2 separate regions of the Homo sapiens genome follow, and region 1 is linked to region 2. A link is an interaction called in ENCODE POLR2A ChIA-PET data of the cell type or tissue named here. Cell type or tissue: GM12878. All regions are shown on one strand. Links, peaks and the distances in the headings refer to the core of each region. The heading gives the core; the rest is flanking DNA.

What was found. Peaks named below come from ENCODE experiments on the same cell type or tissue, not always from the same donor. Only the 100,000 strongest peaks of a DNase experiment are listed, where the experiment ranks them.
Region 1: POLR2A ChIA-PET joins it to region 2 with 5 read pairs; 3 of 35 experiments call an interaction of 5 or more read pairs at or near these places.

The regions. Positions count from the first base shown.
Region 1 is chr6:15,775,252-15,778,068 of GRCh38, reverse strand. No RefSeq gene overlaps it. Among named protein-coding and RNA genes, the nearest start is that of DTNBP1, 110 kb to the right of the region's middle. In GM12878, for the core only: no CTCF peak of the experiment used is centred there; a DNase peak (open chromatin) is centred at 1,328.
Region 2 is chr6:15,825,301-15,828,117 of GRCh38, reverse strand. No RefSeq gene overlaps it. Among named protein-coding and RNA genes, the nearest start is that of DTNBP1, 160 kb to the right of the region's middle. In GM12878, for the core only: no CTCF peak of the experiment used is centred there; no DNase peak of the experiment used is centred there.

The DNA.
Region 1 (2,817 bases), core at 61-2,560, 50 kb after region 2:
AGGCCATCTTTTTTTTTGAAAACAGGGTCTCTCTCTGATGCCCAGACTGGAGTGCAGTGGCACTCCCTGCATACCAAGATCACAGCTCACTGCAGCCTTGAGCTCCTGGCCTCAAGTGATCTTCCTGCCTCAGCCTCCCAAAGTGCTGGGAATACAGGTCTGAACCACAGCACCTGGCCACAAGGCCACATTTGCAAGTGAATGGAAAAGATATTTAACGCATGTGAATTTCCTGCCTCGTCTCTGGCAATTGGTTATGAGTGTCTAACTCCCTCTATCAACCATTCTCCTGTTCAAAATCTTAATCTAGTCTTGTCCTTGGCTGCTGTCCTCAAGGAATAATGATTTATGAAGGTTCAGGTCAGAATGCTAATTTAAAAACCTTTGTAGCTGCTAGCGAGACTGACTTAAGCTACACATACAGAATAATAAATATGGCATATAGACTGGGTTGAATGGTGCAGCTCCCAAAGACACGCCCATGCCTTAATGCCTAGAATCTATGAATGCGATCTTATGTGGGAAAAGATTCTTTTCAGATGCAATGAAGTTAGGGATCTTAAGATGAGGAGTTCACCCTGGACGATCCAGGTGAGCCCTAAGTGCACTAACAGGTGCCTTTATAAGAGCGAGGCAAAGGGAAATTACACAGACATTACAGGAGAAGGTAATGTGGCCACAGAGAAAAGACTGGAGTGTTGCTGCCCAGGTCAAGGAATGCTGACGATCACCAGAAACTGGCAGCAGCCAAAAACAACCTGCCTCAGCCTCCTGATAGCTGGGACTACAGGCATGCACCCCTGTGTCTAGCTACATTTTTTTTTTGGTAGAAACAGGGTCTCACTATGTTGCCCAGGCTGGTTCCAATCACATTTCTACATGGCTGTCCATCCTTTGTTGAACCTAAGCATAAAAATGGACAATTCCCCTGTATCTTCAGGTCTTCATTCTGAAGTCTTCTGTGTATACACATGAAACTTGTACACCTTTTCTCCAATTAACCTGCCTTCTGTGAGCTGATTTTTCAGTGAAACTTCAGAGGGCCAACCCCAATAACAAAAAAGTTCCTACCCTTGGTAGAAAAGATTTCTAACCAGAACCCTTACTAAAACAATGGCAGTTGAGATGAGGTCAAGGGTAGATAGAAGAGTTCCTTAGAACATTAAAGTCATAATAAATCATTCTGCTTTAAATCATCGAAAGTGTCCCATGAGTATTATGGAGAAATAAGAAGAGAAACCATATTACCTTCACACTTACATATCACACTTCACACTTACATATCAATTTTAATGGTGCCTCTGAGTCACAAGTATCAATACACTTGACGTTATTACCAACAAGGGACTTTCCAGCCCCACCTTGCAACCAGCCAAATCTAGAAAACAAGGATAATGAGGACATCATCCATCACCCCTCCTGCATAATATGCAGTGCCCATAACCCCCAGCATTCTACCCTTAAAGAACAAAACTAAAGTGTTGGCTCAGTTCTCTAACCTTCTTTAAAAGCTTATATATCACCATTTGGCATCTTCAGGTTTGACTCATACAGGATATTGTGTTCTTTTCATGAGCACACAATGAGCTAAGGTTCTCTCAAGGGTATAGCTATATGCTTAGGAAGGAAAGTTTATAAGATTTTCTTCTTAACTCTACTAATTGAAAATTAGCTTTCTCATAAAAAAAATTTTGGTTTTTCCCTAGGGGTGTAGTACAATTGGAAGATCAGAAAACATCAAGAACAAAATATTAGATGGAATGTAAAACTGTATTAAGAGTGGTTTGGAACTCTTGAGAAACAGTGGGTGCCTTCAGTCCTTGTGCTATTATTGATTGGAGTTTGAGGCCACCGTCTGACATCTTAGTTCAAACAGGCTAATAGGCTTTTGAATCTTCACTGGGGAAAGGTAAGTGGAATCCAGCATCTTTTTTTTTTTTTCTCTTGAGACCAAGTCTCACTTTGTAGCCCAGGCTGGAGTGCGGTGGCACGATCTCGGCTCACTGCAAACTCCACCTCCCAGGTTCCAGTGATGGAATCCCGCATCTTTGATGAGATGCTATGAATTGCTTGGCTTGTGTTGCAATTCCTTTAGTAAGCATGTGACCTTTTACTTAAGTCAATACTCTCTCTGTCTTCGTTTCTTTCCCTTATTTGATACATTCCATTGTTCTCTTCCATAAATGGCAAGGAAACATCAGATAGCACTTTTAGATATTTTTGACTCTATTTTTTTCAGGAGAAAGTTTTATATAGGCATTTCCTGCTTCAAAATACAAGCTATCCATGGAGACTAAGTAGCTTATTATGGGTTAGAATACTAACTTCACATACTCCTGTACCTTTGTTCCAAACACATAGTAGGTACTCAACAAATATTAACAGTCTCCTGAGTTAGTATGTATGAAAGTACATGTTGAGCATCATTAAGTAAAAAGCACCAAATAAGTAAGTCATGAAGCAAAGAATAAGTCTTTAGTAGGCAGCAGGAAAAGACTAGAATGGACATGCGCAAAGCATGACCAAGGGACCAGTATTTAACCAGCACCTACTACATGTCAGGTACCATTTAGGCACTGGAAATGCAGTAGACAAGACAAGCCCCTCCTCTCATGGGACTGTCACTCTAGCTGGGGAAACTGACAATAAACAGTTAAACAAGTATAAGGCAAAACTGTGCGCTCTGCTTGAGATGAATATAGATATTCACCTGAAACCAAACATAAGTGTTCATTGACTTCTATATCAGCTGACTCTGGTGCTTTCCATCCTTCTATTTTAAACCCCCAAATTTTGACCTCTTACAGTACAGCATGC
Region 2 (2,817 bases), core at 36-2,535:
CCCTGCAGCCCCTAGTGCCAGGTCTCCTTGGCCTCCCTTTCCCTGCCCCAGGCCTGGACCCCTGCCCAGGAACTGCTGCCTGGCTCTTCTCTTCTGATACTTCACACGCTTGCCAAGACTTCCTCTGGGTGCCTATGACTGGATGTCTAATGAGTGGTCAGCCTCACTGAGAGACTGACTATTATTGTATGTCTTTCTCCTCCTCTCAGAATGTCAGCTCCCAGGGGAGAGCTGTTTTGTTCACAGGTATAGCCCAAGCGCCTAAAACAGTGCCTGGTACAGAGTAGGTACTTAAGAAAGGTTGTTGGTTTTGTTCAGTGCCTTGGTGCCAGTCCTTCCTGATTTGGCCTTTTATGCCATGGACCAAACTCTACAGCTAACATTACCTCATTACATATCTCCTTTACACATCCCCAGCTCGGCGGGGTGTGGTGGCCCACGCCTGTCATCTCAGCACTTTGGGCAGTTGAAGGGGGTGGATCACCTGAGGTCAGGAGTTCAAGACCAGCCTGGCCAACATGGTGAAACCCTGTCTCTACTAAAAATACGAAAATTAGCTGGGCATGGGTGTGTGCCTGTAATCCCAGCTACTCAGGAGGCTGAGGCAGGAGAATTGCTTGAACCCGGGAGGCGGAGGTTGCAATGAGCTGAGATGGTGCCATTGCACTCCAGCCTGGGTGACAAAGTAAGACTCTGTCTCAGAAAAAAAAATTAATAATAATAATAATTAAAATAATAAGTAACAAATCCCTAGCTCTCTGGGGACAGAAAATGGATATCCATTCTTGCTTGGAGTATCAGCAAAGTAGCAGGGGTGGAGGAAAGGGACTACACTTGAGACTTTCCGAGCCTCTTTACTATTTATCAGGGACAGATTCCATGTGGAGATGTTTTAATTCAGAAAGAAAAGCAACTCCCTAGGTCCATTATTCATGCCCTAGATTGACTTCAATAGCCATCAACCTCCCATCCGCCACACCCCAGTAATGAGATGGCTCTTGGGCAGCCACATTTCTCAACCCATCACTCAGTCCTGGCCTCTGCTCACTGGACTCAGAGAGGAATGTGATCTAAGGACAGCCCACTGAGAGTCTGGCCAGCAACCCATGCTGTGACTTAGCATGGTAGATTGAGCGCGGCCAGTCACGTTCATCCTCAAGAACAGAACTAAGACAGAAAGAACAGAGTAGATAACAGTGACCTGAGGCTGAAGGAAAGTTCTGGGGTAGAGTAGAGACCATGAGGTACCATTTTCAGGGAAAAATTATGAGGGAGCAGGAACTGAAAAGAAACAGAGACCAGGAATAAATTATCGAACACAGAGAAGACGGAAAAAATGAGCCAACTGGAAGAGAGAAACAGACACATCAAGAGGAGCTTGGCGGGGCCAAGAGCCGCCAGATCTGCAGTGGTTGAAAGAGCTTCCCCGTGTCCTGCTCTTCCTAGCAGGTGGGTTTCTAAGCACATGTCGCCTTCAGGTAAACACCTCATTGTTTGAGGTTCATTGTTAATTCTTGCCACCAAAGCAGCCTAATTAAACAGATTCTAATTAGGGGGAAGCATTAGTTTCCTGTTGTGGAAGTTATAAATTCTCATAAACTTTATGACCTAAAACAACACAAATTTATGATCTTACAGTGCCGGAGGTCAGAATTCTGAAATGGGTCTCACTGGGCTATTTCAAGATGACAGAGGTGCCACCTTCCTTTTGGAAGCTCTAGGAAATAATTTGGGTGGTTTTGGGTTTTGGGGGGCTTTTTGTTTGTCTTTTTTAATTTCTAGGGGGTGCTGTGTTTCTTGGTTCAAAGACCCCAGACCCCATTTGCATTCTCCACCTCTGCCTCCATCATTCCTTCTCCTTCTCCAACTCTCCTGCCTCCCTCTCTCCCTTATAAGGAATCTCATGATTACTTTGAGCCCACCCAGCTAATCCAGCACAATCTCCTCATCTCCAGGTCCTTAACCTACATCACATTTGCAAAGTCCCTTTTGCCACATAAGGTGATGTATTCACAGGTTCTGGGGATTAGCACATGGGCACCTGAGGGAGCCAATATTCTGACTACCACAGGGAACATGGGATAATCCCCCAACAACAGCAAAGTACTGAGCCTTCACAGACGTCCACCAAACGATATATCAGCTAGAACTGCTGCTCACATTTTAAATGCTTGAAAACGGGAAGGAATCATGATGACAGACAGGCCTCTAATAAGCCTCTGATCAACAGGAGAGCCTTCTCCATATTTTCAATGCTGGTTTCCAGAAGTTACGTGAACACAGGGGTTCCTAGGAGTATGGGCTTCATTTGAAATGCAAGGTGAGAAGCTCACCCAATTAGAACAAAGTTTCACTAGCATTGCAATGAATAAGCAAGCAGTCTAGGGAGAGTGAGGCTGACCAGAACTGTGGCGGAGATTGGTATAGACTCACCTTTGATTGCGGTCCTTCCTCATTGCAGAGATTTATTTAGCTGTGTTTTACTCAGAAGATCCTGTTGACAGCTGGGGATGGATGCACACGACTGTGTGATTACAGAGCTCTAAGAAATGACATGATGGGAAGAGAGGAGTGTAAACCATAAGGAAGTGATGCCTGGTGACAGCGTTGACAGTACAGAGCTGTAGCATCATGCCTGTGCGCGCCAAGGGAAGAAACCAGAAGGAAGGTTACCTCGTTTCTTCTAGCTGTTTCCTTTCAAGCCCTTATTCAGGATTTTATCTGTTTTGGAGGGAAACTCAGGTGCTGTCTTTAGTGTTTAGCTGGAAAGAAGCCTTAGAGGTCTGGGGTTTCGTGAAAACCAGGAGTTGATTTAAG